Regions from separate parts of the Homo sapiens genome. Here region 1 is linked to region 2. A link is a contact called in ENCODE Hi-C data. All regions are on one chromosome and are shown on one strand. The core of a region is the stretch at or near the end of the contact, and the rest is flanking DNA. Distances in the headings are between cores, read along the strand shown. Region 1 overlaps LINC02789 (long intergenic non-protein coding RNA 2789). Region 2 holds the start of NEK7 (NIMA related kinase 7).

The links. A loop is a pair of places that touch in the nucleus more often than their neighbours do. Pooled maps may share reads with other maps.
Region 1: a loop to region 2 is called in a pooled map, with 4 times the contacts of the local background. The contact joins the enhancer-like site here to the promoter of NEK7 in region 2. A Hi-C loop is called at or near these places in 3 of 37 single-sample maps with no recorded cell type and 11 of 50 pooled maps.

The regions. Positions count from the first base shown.
Region 1 is chr1:199,169,966-199,176,662 of GRCh38, reverse strand. All of the region lies in intron 3 of LINC02789 (long intergenic non-protein coding RNA 2789), which reads right to left. The region is part of intron 1 of LOC107985243 (a long non-coding RNA gene); the gene reads left to right. Among named protein-coding and RNA genes, the nearest start is that of LINC02789, 25 kb to the right of the region's middle. RefSeq lists an enhancer at 3,068-3,117. Within about 2 kb of position 4,207, at least 4 of the 41 ENCODE cell types and tissues checked have a DNase peak (open chromatin) inside an H3K27ac peak, as active enhancers do.
Region 2 is chr1:198,155,651-198,162,208 of GRCh38, reverse strand. It overlaps NEK7 (NIMA related kinase 7), which reads right to left and starts at 5,211. Exons shown (of 10, transcript NM_133494.3): 1 at 4,933-5,211. RefSeq lists enhancers at 2,727-2,946, 4,486-4,535, 5,966-6,025 and a silencer at 4,776-5,375.

The DNA.
Region 1 (6,697 bases), core at 2,958-5,457, 1.0 Mb before region 2:
GATAAATTAAACTAACTGATATACTGAAATAAAGTTACATTGCATCACAATTTGTTTTTTTAAATGTGGAAATATGGCAGAAGACTTTCTGGTTTCCAGATTCCCATTATAAGCATAAAACTACAGAGCTGCTGCAAAAGTATGGCGTTCCACATTCATTATCTCGAGGCAAAAATAAAGTAAGAAAGGCAGGAAAAGGAAAGCTAGGACAAAAACTCTCACACGTAGGTGTCGTTGAATCTGAGAAGGCTGATATGTAGAAACCAGTTGACTTACAAGCTAGTAGTTAGGTCATGCCCAAAAGACAAGTGCAAAGAAAAGTTTAAATTCTTGATTCCAAAATTTAAACTAAACAAAATAATTTTTACGAAAATCCATTTTACTTGAAAAATGCTAGTCATTTTTGTCACATTAAACATATTTATTAAAATAAGTTGTTTTCACCACTGATTCTAAAAGACTGTATAATTTCTTTTTAATGTAATATTGAAAATATCATGAACTACACAAAACTTTTCATTTGAGTATTATTCACAATTCATTTTGCTTTGTGGTATTTAACTTTAAATAATAGCAATCTTTAACTATAGCTCATGATTTTTAAAAAAATTCAGCAGTGTTTAGTATTTTCAGAGTTGTGTAATCATCATCCAACTTTAGAATACTTTTATCATTCCCCCAAAAGAGAGTAGTATAACTACAGTTCAGTTTTAGAACACTTTTATCATTCCAAATAGAAACTCCTGCATCCATTAACAATCACTCTCCATTACCCAGACCGCTTCTCTAGCCCTTAGGCAACCACTAATATACAGTCTTTTTTTATAGATTTAGCTATTCCGGACATTTCACATAAACTGAATCATACAATATGTAGTCTTTTGTGACTGGCTTTCACATCATATGATTATTTTTAAGGGCCGTTCATGTTTTAGCATGCACAGCACTTGATTCTTATTTCTTTTTATCGATTACAAATTTTCAATTGTATGGATATAGACATCAGTTATATATCCATTCCTCAGTTGATAAGACATGTGGATGATTTACATTTTTTGACTGTCATTAATAATGTCAATATGAATATTTATGTGTATGTTTTACATGGACATTGTTTTTATTTCTCTTGGATATACACTTGTAAGAGGAATTTTTGGGTCATGTGATAACTCTATGGCTAACATTTCAACGAAATGTCAGACTGTTTTCCAAAATGCCTGTACTTTTTTACATTCCCACTGCTATGTACAAGGGTTCTGATTTCTGCATATCCTTGCCGACACTGTTCTTGTCCGCCCTTTTTATTGCAGCCATTCTATTGAGTGTGAAAAGTTCTGTTACTGAGATTTTGATTTGTACTTCCATCCTGTCCAATGATATTGAGCAACTTTTTATGATATCATTGGTCACTTGTATACCTTCTCTGGAAAAACATGTATTCAAATATTTTGCTCATTTTCACTTGACTTAGTTGTCCTTTTTATTACTGAGAGGTAAAGATTCTTTTCATGTTCTGAATACAAGTTCCTTATCAGATATGTGATTTGCAAATATTTTTTCCCATTCTGTGGATTGTTGTTTCACTTTCTTGATGGTATAGTTTGCAGCAAAAAGTTTTTCATTTTGATGAAGCCCAATATATCTACTCTTTCCTTTTTTCACTTGTATTTTTGGTCTCATAATTAAGAAACTATTGCTGAACCCACAGTCATGAAAATTTACTTCTATGATTTCTTCTAAGAGTCATAATCTCTTGACTTTAACCTTAACATAAAAGATGCAATGAAGAAGGATTTTTCTGAAGGGAAAGAAGGAACAATAGTAAAAGTAAAGACAAGAAATAGGAAAAGAAGTAAGGAAAGATGTTATAGATCTTTTGAAAGCAGGGAATTTGTTTATGTAGTGTGGTTTTGAAGCTCTAACTGATTGGACTTTCCAAAGAACAACTAACTTGCTTTTAAAGCTCCAGGGAACTTTAGAGATGAAGGACTGGGACTGGAGCTTTTCTCTCACTACTCTTCCTGCCAACCATCTGAATCAGGGAGGAGCATAAGATATAATGCTGGCCCTTGGGACTGGGGCTGAGGCTGGGGTGGAGCTGGAAATAGAGATAGAGCTGGAGGAAGAGCTAGAAATGAAGCATAGGCTGGGGCTGGATCTGAGGCTGGGCTAGAGCCAGAGCAGAGGCTGGGACTGAGTTTAGTACTAGGGTGAGGCAGGGTGGCCACACTTGCCCAAGCATGAGTCTCTTCCTCTCCTCTTGTATCAGTTTTCTAGGGCTGCTGAAACAAGTTAACATAAACTGGGTGGCTTAAAACAATAGAAATGTATTCTCTCAGTCCTGGAGTCTAGAAGTCTGCAGTTAAGGTGTTATCAGTGTTAGTTCCCTTTGGAGGCTCTGAGGGAGAACCTGCCCCATGTCTCTCTCCTACCTTTTGATAGTTGATGGCAATCCTTGGCATTTTTTGGATTATAGATATATCACTCCAATCTCTGGCTCCTTCCCTCTGTATCTGTGTTTCTGCGTCAGCATTTTTCTATTTGTAAGGACATCATTCGTATTGTATTTAGGGCCCACCCGAATCCAGCATGCCCTCGTATTAACTTGGTTACATCTACAAAGAGCCTATTTCCATAAAGGGTAAATTCACACAGGTTCTAGTAAATTCTGGGGAGACACCATTCAACCCAATATACCTCTTTGGTAGGTCTTTTGGAAACTGAGCTCATGTCCCAGCACTTGCAAATATGAAAGGAGCAGGAAAGGAGCTAACCAACAAGAGGACAATGCTAAGACTTTTTGTCATGACAAGACCCAATGTCTATCCCAAGCTTTATGGAAATAACATTGAAAATTATTATCATATTTTACTGTATTAAAGGAACTAGATTGTATCTTGTTTTGTTAGAGAACCACTTGAACACATTTTATGTTTCTCTTCCCAGTGCTGGCTTTCACTTTGAATGCTTTAAAAGTGTCTGACTTCACACTCTGAACAGAGCTACTGGGAGTGTTTTAGATGCTACAGAGTGACCTACTTTAGATTATCTAAACTTGAGGTGTGAGAAAAAAATTAAAATCAATTTTGGTAACTAAAAGGAGGAAGTAGAGGTATAGAAGATCACAGAAAGCTGTTAGTTGCACTTTCATGCTGACAGTCTGTGGGAAGATCCAAAGAACCATCTGTTTGTAAAGTCTCTAGGCATGTTTTAACAGTCATGCATACAGGCAGCCTTAGATAATCACCACAAAAAAAGATTCTATCACACTGACATCATTTAGGAGTACTAATGGTATTTGAAATCATATAAGAATAGGCTTAAAAATGAAAGGTACACATAGTCATGTCTAAAGTACTATACCAAATTGTTTTTTGAAGTCTGTTATGAACATACTATTTGAATACATTTTTGATGTTTTATTATGCCCTATCATCTTCATCTACTTTTATGGTTAGCTTTTTATGGTTCAATTCCATTCTGTCTCCTACTAGAGCTTTTATTAGTCATGAGAGATGAGGCTATACTAAAAGAACAACCTCAAAAATCTCTATAGCATAAAACAAAAGATTTTGTTTGTACTCCTGCAAAGTTCCGTTAGTGGGTATTCTCCTTCATTTGGTGTGTTGGGGTAGCCTTAAGGATGGCCCTACAGTCATCCCTGACTCCTTGTATTCATCCCCTCTATATCTCCTTGACTCATCTTGTATTCTTGGATATGGACTGGACTTATTGACTCACTGCTAATGATTAAATACTCAGAAATAATAGGTTGCACTTCCAGTAGTAGGTTATAAAATGACTGTGGTTTTCATCTTGAGAACACTTTCACACTTTCTCCTGAATCACTTACTTCAAGGAAAGTCACCTGCTGTGTTAGAAGGGAATCCTGTAGAGAGGTACTGGTTGCAAGGGACCAAGGCCTGCCAGCAAACCTAAGTGAGCTTGGAGGTAGGTACTCCCTCACCACAGTTGAGCCTTCGGAGGAGACTAGAGTCCCAGAAAACAGCTTTGCAGTAACCTTATGCAAGAATTTGAGCCACAGGCCCCTAGGTAAACTATGCTACGGTTCTTAACCCACAAAATCTGTAAGATGATAAACATCTGTTTGGGAGTAGTTTGTTACACAGCAATAGATAGGTAATATGTCTGGTAGCTTGGGAATCCAGGGGCTTTCCACTTTGTGATTCAACCATAGCAACATGAGACTTCAAATTTGCCCTCGTGTGGAAAAGAGATCTTGGAAAATCCACTCTTGAATTGACACACATCATTTGCACTTACAGTCCATTGGCTAGAACTAGTCATGTGGCTCAAACCTAACCTCAGGGAGGCTGGGAGAAATAAAGGAGGGCATGTAATTCTCTGTGGATATCACTCTCATTATCACATTTGCTCCATCCCTTGTCAGACATTAAATCAACAAACACTTTGAAAATTGCAATGTTAAAAAAAAAAAAAGAAAGAAAAAACATTTCTCAATCCTGTCACCTCATTAAGTTAAAATCCCTAGTTATTCCCTTTATTGCAGTGCTGCTCCTCATAAGAGACAAGTCCAGACAATCTTTCTCTCCTTGCTCTATCTCTATACGCTGCTGAATCCTATGGACTGGACTTATCTGACTTCTACCTTCAAATCTAAAGAATATGATTGTTGAAGATTTACAAGACTTTTTATATTTAAAAAATGAAAAATCTTTTCTGAAGCCCTCATCCTTGACCTCTGAGGCTCTTAATGCAAAATTTATACCAATCTTGTTAGAATTTGTATTCCCTTTCAATTTTTGTGATATATTTTATTATTTCAGTCATTGGAGGAGTCATGCTGGTGACCATTCTATTAATAAATGCAGCATCACCTCCCATTCTTCTCCAATTATATTGGTTTTACTTATTTGGCACAAATATAAGCAGGAAAGGGGAAAAGTTACTTAACATGTCTTTAAAGCATATTTGAGTTATTTTACTTCCCTGATTTCCTGTCTATCAGATTCTAGGATTACTTGGAGTAACAGTAAAATTATCGTTCAATTATTAATATATTGTATCACAAACTATTAAATAGTAAGATAGATTTTTTCTTTTTTTCCTACTTTCCCAAATTTTCCAGTGATGATAATGAAAATAAGCTGGCATCATATTCCAAGAAACAGTGAAAGGTAATTAAACAATGACCTAAGAAAACTATCGGGGAAAGCACCTATTATTTGTCATAAAGATATGTGTTAGATTTACATAAACATATTTTATTATTTAATAATTACAGAATGTTTAATTGGTATATATCATGTGTTTAACATATCTGTTAAAATTGGTTTATTGAATCCAATTTGGTTTGTGTAAGTCTGAGGAAAAGAGTTCTGAAGGGGTATGCTAAGATATCTCCTATAAAAATGTTTCTGATATGACCTTTATATTTTTTCTTTTTCACTTTTTGTTATTCCTCTTGTCCCCTTTAGTATAGGGGCTCCCAAATGTTCTGACTTTGGCCTTATCTTCCAGTTCTCTCTTCCCTTAGTGATCACATCTTCACAGCTTCAAATGACACTGCTCTGGGTATAAGTGTCGAGTGTGAATTGCTACTCTTGACCTCACTCCCAAGCTCAGAGCCTGATTTCCAAGGCCTGCTGGCTGCCCTTCTGACATCTTCTACTCTTCACTTTCAGAACAGAATTCAAACCTGCTTGTCCTCCTGGTTTTATGTTTATGCCAATGGCATGATCCTTTTCCCAGTTACTAATATGAGAACCTCTGAGTCATCTGATTCTTTTTACCTCCATCTCCAGTAGCTACCCAGATCCTGCTAGTCTTGCTTCAGCTATAGCCTTCTCAGCTATGCCGTCCTTTCTTTGTCAGTGCCTTAGTTTGTCTGACGCCTAATATATTGACTCTCATGGAAAAGACACTTAATAAATATTTGCTTATTCCAAATCACTTTGCTTATGATCTACCTTTGTCCAATACATGGTATGTATATATATATATTTTTTTTTTTGAGACAGAGTCTTGCAGTCTCACATAGGCTGGAGTGTAGTGTCGTGATCTTGGCTCACTGCAACCTCCACCTCCTAAATTCAAATGATTCTTGTGCCTCAGCCTCCCAAGTAGCTGGGTTTACAGGCACATGCCACCACACCCAGCTAATTTTTGTATTTTTAGTAGAGATGTGGTTTCACCATTTTGCCTAGGCTGGTCTTAAACTCCTGGGCTCAAGTGATCCTCCCACCTTAGCCTTCCAAAGTGCTGGGACTACAGGCATGAGGCACCACACCCAGAACCATAGTACATATTGAACAGTTTTAATCTTTGCACTTCAAGATTCACAGGTTTTTTTCTAGTGAAACATGTTATGACCTATTTGGAAGTAGCCTCAAAGAATGTTCATGAGAGAGAGAGAGAGAGAAGAAGAGAGAGAGAGGAAATGAGACAGAGAGAGATTATCTTCATCTCCCTCAGTTCCAATAAGGTGTGAAGAAGACCCAAATATCTCAATTGTCCTAATGAAGGGCATAAATGGAAGCTGAAACAAGGAGAATAAGGATGCTATGGTGAAGAGCTGCAGAGCAGACCATACAGCTCAGTCCCTGAATGGCAGTCACACCATATCTTAGGAATCACATCATCTTCATCAGCCAAGGTGGCTTCCATTGATGGGGCTTTCTCTGTTTGTTCTTAGATTATTGATGGAATATATGGA
Region 2 (6,558 bases), core at 3,962-6,461:
ACTGTGTAATTTTTTCACAAAGCTGTTGCATTTTCCATTCTGCTCTATGCTACTCAGTAGCTACACCCAGGTAAGTCTACAGCTAATTCTTTTCAGAGCAAAGGTCAGAAGTACCTCTACCCCAGGCCAAACATACCTTGACTGTAGGCCCTCTGCTAAAGCACAGGCTCTTTCCAATATTTTTTACTGGGGCGGGGGAGAGTCTTTTTTGAAAGACTAAGTTAATGTTTCCTAAAAAGAAAAAAATTTGCCCAACCCCTTGCTTATGTCAAAAATTCCCTCTAAAGTAGACAAAGGTAGTCATACCAGTAGGCTTAAAATAAAAACTACTAGACAAAGAAACATATGAGTAAGTTTTGGTATGTTTCTTTGTCTAGTAGTTTTCATTTAGTAAAGACAAATGACTGACATTAGATTCTATGTCGCTTTAGTCAGAAGCAGGGAGCCACAGACAGGCATTCATTCAATGTCACAGGATAGGAGTGGGATCCTCCAGAAGCAAAGAATGGTGAAGAAACCTGAAAACATGGATAAACCTAAAAGAGGTTCTTATGCTGACAAACTCTGAAATGAAACACAAAATTTGGGAATGGACAGCTGGGTATTATTCTGAGGGAACTGTGGAAGATCAACAAATTGTCACAAGAGTCTAAGCACAAAAATAATTATAAAACGCTGTTGTGGAAAATTCCGAATCAACCCAAACATCAATGGCATAGCACCACATTTAGACCTCTGGTATTATTTTCTAGAGTGGGGGAAAGCTACCAACCTATTTGTATAAATAAAGCTTTATTTGAACACACCTATGCCCACTTGGTCAGATACTGTATTTGGCTACAATGGCAGCAGATGCAATCACAGGGCTCACAAAGCCAGAAATATTTACCATGTGATCCTTCAGAGAAAAAAATTGTGAATCACTATTCTATAAAAAAGCAGACTGGATTGAAAAAGTAGCCCTTACCCACTACCAACAGAAGACTACTAATAAGATTTACAAAAAGGCCTATTTCCATTATGTAACAGAAAACACGTATTTCTCAATTTTTATAGACCACTAAAATCAGTTTTATTCATTTATATATTGTTCCGCTTAACACTTTGATAGCTATTACAACAAAACCACTCATTGTATAACCTCATTACCTAAATAGTATGGCAGGGCAGTTATTTTGACAAAGGTTAAAAAAGAAGTTATCCTGCTCAAAAATATTAAGGAATGCTTCATGATCATCTGTCCTTCTCATTCCCACTGCCCACTGAAAAGCATGAAATATACTCTGTAAGTGTTTTCTTCAGAATAAAAAAAATTTTGTGAAAATACACAACACCTAGGAATAATCAAACTATTAATTACCAAAGGAGAATTCAGCAGTTTAGAAGTTTTATAACTCTGAGATTGAATTGTATCAATTTAAAAATTCTGAACTGCCATTATATTATACAAATGCATATATTTGATTACAATTATGTAACCAAATGTTATTCATCCATATTCCCTACAAAAATGGGTGGAGGGGGGAGAATTAAATTGAAAAAGTCTCAAAAGGGTAAAGAAATGCGTCTTAAAACATCTTGCTATATATTTACATAAATCCTGATGAAGTGCTGATAAAACAATTCGGAGCAAACAGTAATCATACATGGCATTTCCAAGACACCCTTAAGTCGTACATTAAGTTTAATATGTTTTATAGACGATGCACTGAAATACCTACCCTCGTAGTTTTCCAACAAAAATTCGAAGGGGTAAACACTTAAATGTGAATGAAACCGGGAATGAGGACAGAGTGCTGTTTTGTGCAGCTGCAGCTGCAGCTACACTGTGTATTTTTTAAATACTACACTGTGCATTTTTAAAATACCAAAGCCTATTTAAAAAAAAAAAAAAATCAAGGGAAACAAAACCTGAAAGAAATTTTGGAATTACCTACTTTTTTTTTCCCCAAAAGTGCGTAATCACTAACACTTAACTGGGCCCTGCTCTCAGGCCCAGTTCTCAGGTACCCTGAATGGTGGCGACATTTGTAATACTACAGAGGTACATTCTTAAAACATCAGATAGTTCCTAGGAAAATAGTGTTTAGTTCTGGAAACACTGTAAAAGTCTCTAATGATATCTCAGACCACATATTTAAGTGAAAAAAAGAAGTCTATATTTCAGTAAATGCGCAATAATTGAGGGGAAAAAAAAAGAATACTTAAATGTTTACAGTAAGTCAGAGCCCAAAACTATCAACTGCAAGCACCAGGAAAGATTTGGGGCATGAGGTCCTTATGAGATTAAGTACTTATTTACACAAACTGTAACTGCACTGGACTTCTGGTCATTACGATGCAATTTTTTTTTAAATTTATTAATCAGGTATGTTAGCTATAGAGGCATCAAATCTCCCCTCCTCTACTAGTACACTGCCATCATACCATATGTGCTTTCCTCATTCTTTGGGTAAGTGCTGTTTTACTGGGATGGAAATGAACTCGAAATTGTCCAGACAGGAAAATATGAAAGGGGGAAAGCAATGGTGGGTGCTACATGTATTATCTAAATAAATAAACCTAAATACTAGTTCAGACTATAAAATGAGTCTGTACGCTTAGAAATAAAGTTAGTCTTGTTAAATTGGTAAGATTTTTAACCATGGAAAGATTCCCAAGAAGTTGTGAAAACGCCTAACGATTTAGATTCTGACATTTAGTGGTTTTCATTTTCAGGTAATTTCAGAGTAAAACCCGCCTCAGTCACATGGACTATATTTAGTCTGCTGACCAACTTCGCTTCTAATCTACTATAAACTTTCAGTAGTAGTTAAGTTCTAGGTGCAGCTGAATCACGAAACGGGACACCTAGGATGGCTCAGGGAAAACTGAAGCCCCCCTCCTCCTTCCTTCCTTCCTTCCTTTCTTTCTTTCTCCAGGCTGGCCCTCAGCCTGGCGCCCCTTCCGCAGACATCCCTAGAAAAAGAACTAACGCGGCCTTCTCCGAGCCCAGGGCTGGAGTAGGAAGTACCCGCCCTCCCGAACGCGAGGTCCTGGCTGCGCATTGGCTGCGAAGGCCGTCAGTACTCCGGAGGGCGGAGCCTCCCGGCACCCAGCGGAATTTCAGGCCCGCACCTCCGGGAGGGTCCTCCGGGCTCCCGGGCTCCTTCCTCCCCCTTAACACTACCCCCGCACACACACCGGCCCCGAGAAGGCAACTAGCCTCCTCAAACGGTTCCTTTGCCTTTTTATTTCGCAGGCCTTCCTCTCACCCCATACAGTTACTGCCCCTTTGACTCCTCCGAGAGGCAAAGCTTTTTCAAAGCTCTAACACCTCTCCCCTACCCCAGCAAGTTCCCCGTGCGAGACCAAATAGAGGATGCCGCTGTTCTAAGAGTGAAGCAAGCTGTGGACTGGATCTCGCCGAGGGAGAGAGAATTCCTTCCTCTGGAAATAAAATAACTGCTGAGATTTTAAGTTAGCTGTTTCAAGAGCACTTGGCCATCACCAAGTGTTACAAACCAAGAATACTCAGCGGCCATTCAACAAGAGTTGCCACAAAGCATTAGAGGGTTAACTGTATCTCCTGTTTTACTGTTCACCGTTTTCAGGGTTTGACCGGTTGTCCCAAACATACTGTAGCTTTTGAGTGCAAGGACTATGCCATTCTTCGACCACACCACCAGCAGCTCAAGGTCCTGAACAGAACATATTTATAATACACATACTCTGTACTTTAATTCTCTAATGCAACCTGACAAGACATACTGCTGTCGCCTGGAGGGAGTGTGCATAGCCTTGAAACTGTAAATTCCTTGGAGGAGGAACTAGAAACAGTGGTTCCCATTATGATGGGTACATTAGGCTCTACAAACTATGGAAATGTGGTGTTTTCAATTGCATCCTTGAGCTCAGTAACCTCAAAGGAGAATAATCATTTTATTTCTGTGTATTTCTGATTTTCAGTTCAGTCACCAGAATTGCGCAAGGACAGTAACATGTATCTTACTGTAAACTAAGTATATTTTTTAGCATTTCTCCCCAGTGAGGACTACAGCAAGGTGAGAACACGATACATCATCTCTCCGCGACCCCAGTACGCTCCCAGTGCAAGACTAAATAGAGGATGCTGCGGTTTTAGGAGTGAAGGCCTACAGTGTAACAGAGGCAACAGAAGTTCTTTAGCTCTCAAGGCAGCATCCTCTAGGTTGTGCTCGCTTCCTTACACTGTTCTGCGGTCATACGGTCTTGTCACTTTTCTCTGTTTTCCTTTGGCTACCCTTCTCTGACTTTGGCCTCAGTTTTCAATTTCTTTTCCATTGCCACCATCACCAGCAATGTTCGCTATTGCCTCGCAATCCCTCTCTCCGACATTTTGTAATCCCGAGTCTCTCCCAAGTTCATTCTCCGACAGACCTCTCACGCTCCCTGTACTTCTGAAGCCACTTCGGATTCTCCCCTATCTGCCGGCTCCCACCACCCACTCTCTCCCAGCGCACTTCACTTTCCTAAGTCGGGCTGCTGCCGAATCCTGACAGACGGACTTCACCAATCCGCGAGAGATAAATAACCGACGTCGCCAATGAGCATCCGCCGGAAGGCGGGACTTCGCTTAAGTTCCTCGGGTCCCGAAACCAAAGACCTGTTGCCGCCGCCGCCGTGGCCACGGAGTTTCTTAGTTACCGCGGCGCCCTTGGCGGCCTCGGGCCTCTAGAGCCGGGGCCAGGTATGAAGTTTCCTGCCGCCCCCTCCCACCGCTGCCAACGAACAAGACCGAAACCCCCATCCGCCTCGAGCGCAGCGCGCCCCGCCCCACCTACCCCGAGCGAGGGTATCCCGGAGGCCGCCCCGCGCGGTCCCGACCTCCCTCTCCCGGCCCGACTCCCGCAGGCGGCCCCTCCCGGCAGGAGCTGCCCGGTCCGGGCGCCTGAACCCTGGGCAGCGACTCACCAGGAAGTTGGGAGTTTTCCGTTCTCCCGCCCGCGAGAGACCTTGGGCGGGCGGGTGGCTCGGCGCGGCGCCGCCGTCGGAAAGCGCGCTGGGCCGGGGGCTGAGGCTGCGAGGCCCGGAGCCTGTCGGCCACCTCCCGCCGCGCCGCCCCGGCGGACGCTGCAGGCGCGGGGCACCCACCCTGCGCACTGCGAGGCGCGTCCGGAGTGCGAGCCTAGCGGCGGCCCATCCTCCCGCGACTCCCGATCCTCCTCCTGCTGCCGCCGCTGTCAGGAGTGTAAACATCCCGGCATCCCCGAGGAGAGGGGCGGGGCGGGCGCCGGCCCCACCCCGCGTCGTGAGTCCAGGCCGGCTGCCCGATGGAGGCTTCCCGCCTGCGTCCCCGGCGCTCCCTGGAGCTGGGGGAGCCTCGGCGGTTTCCCTACTGGAGCCGAAGTCGCTCTGGAGGAGCCCCTCCTGGCCCCTCTCTTCCGGTTGTCAGGCCTAGCGTGGTGCGGGGCACCGCGTCCGGTCCCCTGAGCCCTCTTCCCCGGCTGCTTTTTAAGAACCCAGGGTCGGCTGCTTTTTAAGAACTTGTTTTTTCTTCATTTATATGTAAGTGCCCCCACTTGCAAGCGGTGAACCGACTTACTGATGTTCCCTTCTGGACCACAGCGTTTGTGATCCCATCTTCTTTTACCAGGTGATTTAAACTACCTCTGTGTTTAATGTGGAGTGCAGGGAAATGAGAAAAAAAAAAAAAGGCGTTTTCCTGAGTCTGGCTAAGCAAACGTTGCATGAAAGTGTCCCAGCATAGAGGACAGGGGCTTCAACAACATTCCAGAAGGTAAACTCCCTGGTGTGGTACGGAGGATCTTTGAAATAAATATGTGCAAAATCACCCAGAACCCTAGTACACGAAACTGCAAAAGGAATGCTTTGACACCAGCAGCTTCACGACTTAAGTTAACAGGGCATGAACTACTCGAGGAGACGGCTAGGAGGCAGTATGGAGTCGGCCATACCTTAATTGTCGTCTCAACTCAGTGATTAATTTTGTGACCTGGCTGCAAGTTATTTAACCTCTCCAAGTCTCAGTAACTCTCTGTAAAAGGAGATTAGTTGTAATACCAACCTCTAGGACCATAGTTAGAATTAAGTGAGATAAAGCAAAGTGCTTAACCACAAAGCTTGGCATATAAGACGTGCTCATTAAATTGTTGCTGTTGTTCATAGGTCTCTCACTAGTTTAACTTCCCTGACAAAAAGATTAGAGCCAAGAATGAGTAGATTATACCTCAAACATTTAAAATGTTAAAGCCATGAAATTAAGATCTGGAAAGTTTATTTTTAAAAAGAAAAATGGCCGGGCGCAGTGGCTCATGGCTGTAAGCCTAGCATTTTGGGAGGCCAAGTGGGGGGGGGGGTGATCACCTGAGGTCAGGAGTTCGAGACCAGCCTGGCCAACATGGCGAAACCCTGTCTCTACTAAAAATACAAAAACTAGCCGAGCGTGGTGGCAGGAGTCTATAATCCCAGCTACTGGGGAGGCTGAGGCAAAAGAATCGCTTGAACCCGAGGCGGGGAGGAGGTTGCAGTGAGCAGAGATCGCGTTACTTCACTCCAGCGTGGGTGAAAGAGCGAAAA